2 separate regions of the Homo sapiens genome follow, and region 2 is linked to region 1. A link is a contact called in ENCODE Hi-C or POLR2A ChIA-PET data. All regions are on one chromosome and are shown on one strand. The core of a region is the stretch at or near the end of the contact, and the rest is flanking DNA. Distances in the headings are between cores, read along the strand shown.

Region 1 (4,560 bases), core at 615-3,114:
GAAATCCACCTGCCTCGGCCCCCCAAAGTGCTGGGATTACAGGCGCGAGCCACCACACCCAACCAATATATCCACTTTTAAATGTATTCCTAACGATAATACCCTGCGAGGGGTAATACTGCATGCCGAGCTATCTTCCATTTGCTTTTCCAGACCAGCTTTCCACCCTGCCCTGTGCTGTGTGTCAGGAGCCTGAGCTTGCCCCATAGGAAAACCTACTGGGACCTGGCCCTCTACCAGAGACTGGAGGCAGGAGCAGGAGGCCGGGACATGGACCTCCCTGCCCACTCAGACTGAGGCTCACACCTCCAGTCCAAGAAGCCCTCCCCAGTGACTCTTCTCCCTGTCCCGATCACTGCTGCCTTCCCTGATCCTTTGGAGTCCAGGAGTAGAAACTCCACTGCCACCAGTTCCAGGCTAAAGGACCAACTGTCATTAACCTGCACTCTGCCTTTGCAAACGGTCCCTTTATAAACCCTCCTCAAATCCTCCTGTGAGCATGAAACCTGATTTTTTTTTTTTGGGTATGTTTTTGAGACAGAGTCTCGCTCTGTTGCCTAGGCTGGAGCAGAGTGGTGCGGTCTCGGCTCACTGCAACCTCCACCTCCCAGGTTCAAGCGATTCTCCTGCCTCAGCCTCCCCAGTAGCTGGGATTACAGGCGCCTGCCACCACGCCCGGCTACTTTTTTGTATTTTTAGTAGAGATGGGGTTTCACCATGTTGGCCAGGCTGGTCTTTAACTCCTGACCTCGTGATCTGCCCGCCTTGGCCTCCCAAAGTTCTGGGATTACAGGCGTGAGCCACCGCGCCCAGCGGAAACCTGATTCTTGACTTTACATTTTTTATGCCCATCTAAAGCAGTGGAGGCTGAGACTCACAGAGGTTCAGTCACTTGCCCAAAGTCACATAGTATCCTCTGGCCTCCCTGGCATGCTGCTGACACCTGCATTTTACGGCAGGAATCTTCTCACTGAGGTTCGCCTACACAGACTTCCCAAGGGACTAAGGCCAGGATAATTTCAAAGGAATCCATTTTCTGCCCAAGTTTCGCTACGTTCTCTCTGCTAAAACAGAACTGCCTGAGGACGAACCTGCGTTTAAAACAATTTGAATTCTCCTTTCCCGTCCCCCTTTTATAATGGGTCCTCCCCTTTACAAAAGAAAGGTATTTCTCTAGTGACACTGCCCAACAACCCCTCTAATTCCCACCTACAGGTCTGTGTGAACGCCGTTCCTCGGTATCCACAGCTACGAGAACGTAAATGGGAATAGAACGGGTAACCCGCTCTCACTGGGCAGAAGCCAGCCACGGACAGTGAATTATCTGGAAATGCGTCTCCCTGAGGCGCGTTTACAATACAAAACTTTATTGTTGTTTTATCATCCAAATGTGTATATATTTATGTTGTTTTGTGCAACTGTATACTGCCAATAATCACTTTAAAATGTTTAATACTTAGAGCGCTGGATCAAGGCAAATTCCTAACAACTTGACTCGGAACTCACACACGGCACCCATCCCGTGACAGAGCACCACCGGGGTGGCTGACAAGACTTCTGACCCCAAAACGCGGTTCTGCGGAGAGAGTGGGGCAGGACCGGGGAGCAAGGCGCCGCTCCCCACCGCCCGAGCGCTCGCTACTCCAGGGCCGCAGCGCTCGGTCCCGCCGGGGTTCGCAGCCCGGCAGCCCTCCAGGCCTCTCAGCTCCTAGGCCGGGGCCTCTCCCGCTCCCAGCGCCCCGGTACCCCGCGGCCCAAGCCGAGGCCCCTCCTTGCGCCCGGGCCGCGACCACCCCCCAGGCCCACGCTCCCCGCTCCCCGCTCCCGCACTCACCGGCTCGGGAAAGCACGTCACTTCCGGAGCGTCGCAAGCGGCCGACCACTTCCGGGGCCTTTTGGCTCCGGAAGCCCAAGGCTTGCCCAGTGCGCAGGTGCAGAAAACACGCCGACGGACCGAGAGGCGACCTTGTCCCTGGTAGCGGAAGCAGGAGCAACGGCAGGAGGGATGCGGAGCGCTCAGCTGCAGCCGCGCTTCTCGCCGGCGCCCTCGCTGCCCGAGCACAAGGACAGCCGCCCCGCCCGTTCCACCCGGTGCCCAAGGTCCCCCAGCTTCTCTGACCCCTCCGGCGTTTGCGGAACCTCCCGGGTCTGACGAGGACACCGCCGTTGCCCGAGGAGGCTACGGGGCAACGCAGAGCAGGCAGTGGGGACCGCAGGGCAGCCCCGGGGCGCCGTCCCCACCGCCCTTACCCTGGCTTCGCCTTGCCGCCGCGGGGAATCCGGTGCGGACGCACGCGAACTCTGCCCGGGAGCCGAGGTGACGATCTACCTGGTCTCGGTAATAAGTATTTGCAAAACACATCACACCAAAATCCCGTTAACTTCATGAAAACTCACTTTATAGGATGATTTTTGAAGAACCAGTTTATTAAGAGATTACACCAAAAGCATAAACAATTTATACGTCAAACTCCGACTGAAAAAAAAATAACCGATAAGGATGTTTTTTAAATGTACTGTACTCACAAATAACAAGACAAATTTGACCTGTTCAATAAATAGAAATGAAGTGGCTAAAAATGTTTAAATGGAAATGGAAAACAGTCGTCTTCTTTGTACAGTTTTGAAGGGGTGCCCCCTATTCACGCCTACACGTAGAAAAACCCTGACAAAATCAGAGGTTCACTTAACACTCCAACCATATGAGCGTATTAAGGTTTCTTTTCAGATCTTAGGAGATCTTGTCCACCTTAATCCCATTCACAGATCTTAGGAGATCTTGTCCACCTTAATCCCATCATAAAGACTGTTGGCATGAGTTCTGATGTACTGTTTTAATATGCTGAGTACTGTTGATTCAACAACAAACCTTAATGGGTGATGAGCTTTTGCATACCAATATGAATTTGTCAGCACTTCTGAAAACTGGCCATCATTTTTCAAATTCACAATTTGCTGGATGTCAGGGAACAATAGGAAGAAGAATGAGCGTCAATTTTCATGTCTTCCTTTGCTTCTTCACTGGCCTTCCATAGAAGTAGTCAGAAAAAAACAAAGCACCATCAACCACACTTCACAAACAATTCATGTTGGCCTAAGCTTTGCTCAACATTCATATGACAGAAGATAGAATAATGAAAAGGAACTGCTGGCATCACTTTCCCCATAATATTACATAAAAATGGACAGCACATTAAATAAACATTCTGTTATTAATCATTAAATATATTAACACCAAAAATCATGTATAAATTAGGAAATAAATGTACAAACTATTTTGCAAAGTGCTTTTTAAAATATATACACAACATTCAAGATATTCTTAATGTAAGACATTTCAGATTGAAGTTTTGGGGTAAGTGTCCTTTTCTTTCAGAAAGTATTATTAATACAGCACTTAAAAAAACACACAAACACACAAAAAAGGCATATTCCCAGATTGGCAAGGAATAAAAATAAACTATCTTCACAGTTATCTAAAATGTTTAACATTTTCAGTGGGAAATTTTAGTCCCCGATTGAGTTTGCAAATTAGGTCTATGAAAATTGACAGGAAAAGAACACAATCAAGGGAGATGACTCCCTAACTGAAATTGCTAACGCGTTTGTCAATTAGCAATTAAGAACTCTCATTTCGGTGATCGAATATGAACACATACGTTTATTTTTGAGCCCTTACCAGTGTTAAGGGTTTTAGAAACCCTTAGTGCCTACAAAATAAACACTTCTCTCCCCATTTGTGCGTGACATCCGTCTCCTAGGAGAGGGGAGAATGTCCTAGAACAGGACTGGTATTCAACACAGGCAAGTCCTTTAATCTGTGCCTCAGTTCTTCATCTCTAAAATGGGAACTGTTACCTGCCTCCAGATTTCCTCATAGGGGCTGTCAGAATTAATTCAAGCAAAACACATAAGTGACTTATAAATTCTAAAGCACCCGACTCTGGATAAAGAATTAATTTTAACTTATTTATTTATTTATTTATTTATTTTTTTGAGACGGAATTTCACTCTTGTTGCCTAGGCTCGGGTGCAATGGTGCGATCTTGCCCCACCACAACCTCTGTCTCCTGGGTTCAAGCCATTCTCCTGCCTCAGGTTCCCGAGTAGCTGGGATTACAGGTATGCACCACCATACCTGGCTAATTTTGTATTTTTAGTAGGGACGGGGTTTCTCCATGTTGGTCAGGCTGGTCTCGAACTCCCGACCTCAGGTGATCCGCCCGCTTCGGCCTCCCAAAGTGCTGGGATTACAGGCGTGAACCACCACGCCAAGAATTACTTTTAACTTTTAAAACAAAACATCAATTAAAGAGAAATATCGTTATTACTAGGCCTCATATATCAAGCATTGGATATCTCTTGTATTTTCTTGGTAGTTCTTGGAAATCTGTCAGCATTTATCCAAAGATTTTTTTAAAAGGATTCATAGCAAATATGAATATTATTATTCCAACTAAAGGTTGATCAAATGTCCATGCTACTTGTTAATTGAAATGTGGGATTTTTTTCCTTTGACCATACTTTTGCAAGTGTGCTGTCTTTAATGTTCACACAGAA
Region 2 (4,560 bases), core at 810-3,309, 1.0 Mb before region 1:
ATTTTAAGCCCCCCAGTTCCGGGTACTTTGTTGAGATAGCTCCAGGAAACTGAAACACCTCCAGGGTCCTGCATTGCCGGCACTCAGCCATCTAAGAAGGCCCCTAAGCTCGGAGTGGCCACTTCCCGCAGGGCCAGTGCTGCCTCCTGTGACTGGCTGGGCATTTGTGGGTGAAGGCAGCAGGTAACAGCCAGTGTTGACAGAGCCCTGGCCTGACGCCAAGGGCTGCATACCCAGTTTCTTCCACACACTCATCCTGTGAAAGGGGAGTAATTAACCCACCACGGAGGAGGAAAGTAGGCCTGAGGCTGAAGGCCCTGTAACTGGCTGTGAGGCTCTGAACTCCAGTGGTGACCACTGCACCGTCCTGGCCCAGGGATGGGAGCTGGGTGAGAAGACAGACAGGGGCTCCAAGAGTCCGAGTGTCTACTCTGACCACCCAGACACCCCCTTGCTGCAGTCTTGGCCGCCAAACAGTTCAGTGTCCTGGGAAGCAGGCACTCAGGGCCTGCCCAGGATGCGCAGGCCTTATCACACAGAAGCAGGTGGCAGGGTGCCCCCAGGGACCCCACTGTCCCTACAATCCCCACACATCTTCTCCATGTGGGCCACCATCCTGGAAACGTGCTGTTCATTTTCGGATGTACCCCAAATGCACAGATTTCATCCTGGCCTGAGATGTCTGCCCATGGCCCAAACACATCAAAGTCCCAGGGGATCCAGATTCATCCTCAGGGCACCAGACATCCCCCAGCTCTGTTCCAGGGAAACAAGCCCAGCCCGCTTTCCCCAGCTTTAGGCGAGGCAGGGCTCCAGGGAGACCTGGAGCAACTTGGAGCAGCAGTCCTCTCTGTGGCTGACCGGCCTGCTGGGGGCAGTTTCCACCTCCTCCTGCAGCAGTGTGAGAGGCTGTCTGCTACCCCACTGATGCGGATGTCCAGGCTTGGAGCCGTCTTGGGACTCCATTGCCGTCCCTGCTGTCACTGTTCACCCTGCTTAGCGCATCTGCCCGGGCCCACTTTGTGGAAAACACTCATTTGACGTCAACCTGCCTGACACCCCATTCCAGGTCTTTCTCCTTTAGCAGGACCCAGATCCAGGCCACGTGAAGATGTTACAGCTGCCAGAGCTGGAAAGAAAAATATCAACCTGGAAGCCTCTGTAGGGAGTTAGCCACAAGGGTGGCAGGATTGGATACTGGCTGCAGGGAGCGAAATTCAACACCTTGACCAGAAGGGCGTCCAGGTTGGGGATGCTGAGGGGTTAGGAACTGAGAACTGGGCTCTCTTTGCACAGTTGCTGCTAAGAAGGGGCTGTCCATCCTCGAACAAAGATGACAAGTCCCCTGGCCCGGCCTAGGCTGGGGCACAGAGCACTGCTTTTCCTCCTGGTGATGAAATCGGGGTCAAGAATCTAACATGAGAACTTGGTTATAAGCCGGCGAGCCTCTCGCAGGTCCAGGGGTGCATCCACACAACAGCTGACCTCCGGGACCGGGCCCAGGGCTCCGCTGCGGCTGAAGGCCAGGGCCGCAAAGCGAACAAAGCCCGCAGGTCCCGCGGCAAGGGCCGAGGCGCGCGACCTGGAACACGCGGGGGCTCGGAGCTCTGGGCGGGCAGGTGTTTGCGCGCGGGGGAAGGGCAGACCGACCCCGGACAGACCCGTAGCCCAGCTGTCGGACCAGAACAGCGTTTAGTCTTCGGACCTTGGGGAAAACTACAGAGGCCTCAGTGCCGGTAGCGCGTCGGGGGTGCGGCTGTGGCCGGGGTGTGTGTGGGCGGCTGTACACCTGGCAGCAGCCCGCCAGCCCCTTCCCGCCAGGCCCCGCGGCGCCTCCGGACACGCCCCACGTGACTTCCCCGGCTCAGGGCTTCCCCGCCCAGCCGGCTGCGGTCCCCGCCCCGCCGCACGAGACTGGGACCTGAGAGCGAAATCCATCCCGTAAGACGGGAGCGCGCAGGCGCGAAGTGTGGCGGCCCGGCGCGGCGCTCCCGGCCTGCCCCGCGTGCACGCTGACGCCGCGCAGTCTCGTCCCCTGCCGCCGCCGTCGCCGCTGCTGTCGCCGCCGCCGCCGCCATTGGAGTCGACGCCTCCTCAGTGCGTCCGCGTCCCGGGCTCACCGCCGCTGCCGCCTCGCCAGGGGCCCGCGCGCCCAGCAGCCGCCGCCGCCGCCCGGCCGGCGCCCGGGGAATTGGCGGCGGGGCCCGGGGCCGCGCGAGCTAGGGTGACAGGCCCGGCCTCTAGGGGAGGCCCGAGCCGGCGGGCGCCCCGGCCCCGCGTCTAGTTGTTCATGAAGCATGTCGGCCACCAGCGTGGACACCCAGGTAGCGGGGCCGGGTTACAGGGGCCGCGGCCGGGGCCGAGGCGCGGGGTCTGGGTTGAGGTCCTGGGGCTGGAACGCAGAGCCCGGGGTCGCGGAGGCCGGGCCCAGGCGGGACCGGGGTCTCGGGGCCGGGGTCGCACGTGACCGCGCGTCGGGGCCGGCGGAGCTCGCGGCCCGTTGGAGACCAGTTCTCTGGTGAATAACTTTGTGTTTCCCTCTTCCCCCGGGTTGTGTGTACCCCACGTCCCGGCCTGCGGCGGTGCAGAGAACAAAAGGACAAGATAATAAAGGTGAGCGGAGTCCCGGGACGGCCGGCGCGGGCTGGAGTGGAGGAGGACGGGGAAGGAACGGTCCAGGAAGCTGCGTCTGGAACCGGAAACTTTCTCTCTTCCGCCAGCTTCAGGGAGATAAAACTTGAGGTTGTGCGACGATTCTGGGAGATTTGACAGGTCGAAGACAGGGGCTTCTCAAGAAGTGAATAAATGATTGCTCAGAGTAGTTTGGGCCCGTCTCTCCCCACCGCATGATCATGGATTTGCTTTGGGGAAGGGGAGGTAGGAGAGCCGGGTGGACATGGCCGCAGGGGTTGAGCGACTTGCCTTTTTCCGCCCAGCAGGGGCTGCTCTAGGAGAGGGGCAGTCCAAGGTTCTGCAGGCTAAGCTCCACATCCCCGGTAGTTGCAGCCCGTTTTCCAAGTCTGTTAGCATCTCCTGTGACATTATGGCTTGGGATAAACCCTCAGAGCGCACTCATGTGAAAACTGTTAAGTGACACTTCACGTTTACTTGGAACACTTTTTTAGCCAGTTTGTGTGTCAGCTCAGGTGTAACCAAATACGGTTCATCGTGTTTTAAGATTGGAAAAGGCCCAGCACTTTATTTACCTTTGCTTGCTTTTTCTGGCTGAGCATAATAACAGTGGGAAGGTAAGTGGTGTAAAAGGAAAACCAGTCTTGGGGCACCCAAATCACTGAGCCAAAGGGAGAAAGCTACGCTGAGAACTGCTGAGGGCAAACCTGCCTCCCATTCTATTCCTGAAAAAGATAGCTTCTAAGACAAAAAAAGTTACATACTTCCCCCACAGTTTGCCCACAAGGAAATTCCTGGTGGACAAAGGACAGAACTCAGAGTCATTCCTGCTCACTGAGATAAATGCTTATCTGATTGCTTCCTTTGGAAAGGCTAATCAGAAACTCGAAAGAATGCAGCCGTTTGTCTCTTATCTACCTATGACCTGGAAGCCCCCTCCCTGCTTCAAGTTGTCCCGCCTCTCCGGACCAAACCAATGTACATCTTACATTGATGGTTCTCATGTCTCCCTAAAATGTATAAAACTAAGCTGTCCCCCGACTACCTTGGGCACATGTTGTCAAGACCTCCTGAGGTTGTATCATGGGTGTGTCCTTAACCTTGGCAAAATAAATTTTCTAAATTAACTGAGACCTGTCTCAGATATTTGGGGTTCACTGTGGAGAGTCAGATAATAGCTCCCAACAGTCCTTCAGTTGCAGCCCCTTCCCTCCTAAGTTTTCTTCCCTCCGTTCTCCATACGTTTGGGCATACATTCTGCATTTGGGCTTTTGGAGGCTCCACTTCTTTTTGCCACACATAAGTCTTCTTAGACCATGTCAGTTTTCACCCTGGTTATGTGTTCCTTGCATTATGTGTTAACACTTGATTTGGTTAATCTCACCAAATTACGATTAAGCCTTTATTTAAAATTTATCCTAAATTATTGAAAGTTTCCCGTCCCCCTTCTAATTAGTTGTATAAACATCAGTTCTATACTGGTTGTACTCCTTTTAAAATTAAAGCATAATTTCTGCTAGAAATAGATGGAAATAGACTTTGCTAACTTTGCCTTCCAAGCTTAAAAGTAATCTTTTAAAATTTGAGGGTAATATTTTGCAACTTTTTGTTCTAGTACAAAATGGTTCGTTACATCAGAAGGATACAGTTCATGACAATGACTTTGAGCCCTACCTTACTGGACAGTCAAATCAGGTGAGTTTATTTTGTTAGCATATATTTGTTTTTAAGTTGGTTTTAATTGTTTTGTACCTTTACTGTCATTTCTGATTTTTAAATTATCCTAAACAACAAAGCAGCAGACTATAAAGTATTAGGAATGATAGACTGCTCATGAAGATGTGACTCCTGTTAACCTTGGGCATCAGTGGGGTGAAAATGATTTTCCCTGTGGAGGAGGCGGCATCCCACTGGGGCTGGGATGCAAAC

What was found. Hi-C counts contacts between places; a loop is a spot of excess contacts on that map. ChIA-PET counts read pairs that join two places held with the same protein, here RNA polymerase II (POLR2A). Pooled maps may share reads with other maps.
Region 2: a loop to region 1 is called in a map of CD4-positive, alpha-beta T cell, with 8 times the contacts of the local background. The contact joins the promoter of YTHDF1 here to the promoter of MTG2 in region 1. A Hi-C loop is called at or near these places in 1 of 168 maps with a recorded cell type or tissue (CD4-positive, alpha-beta T cell), 1 of 37 single-sample maps with no recorded cell type and 11 of 50 pooled maps. POLR2A ChIA-PET finds 5 or more read pairs at or near these places in 1 of 52 experiments (H1).

What each region holds. Positions count from the first base shown.
Region 1 is chr20:62,180,332-62,184,891 of GRCh38, reverse strand. MTG2 (mitochondrial ribosome associated GTPase 2) reads right to left here and starts at 1,864. Exons shown (of 7, transcript NM_015666.4): 1 at 1,835-1,864. SS18L1 (SS18L1 subunit of BAF chromatin remodeling complex) reads right to left here. Exons shown (of 11, transcript NM_198935.3): 11 at 2,378-4,560. RefSeq lists silencers at 1,646-1,815, 1,822-2,006, 2,046-2,235.
Region 2 is chr20:63,213,630-63,218,189 of GRCh38, reverse strand. It overlaps YTHDF1 (YTH N6-methyladenosine RNA binding protein F1), which reads left to right and starts at 2,059. Exons shown (of 5, transcript NM_017798.4): 1 at 2,059-2,324; 2 at 2,589-2,613; 3 at 4,247-4,326. The coding sequence starts at 2,298. RefSeq lists silencers at 1,707-1,986, 2,117-2,186.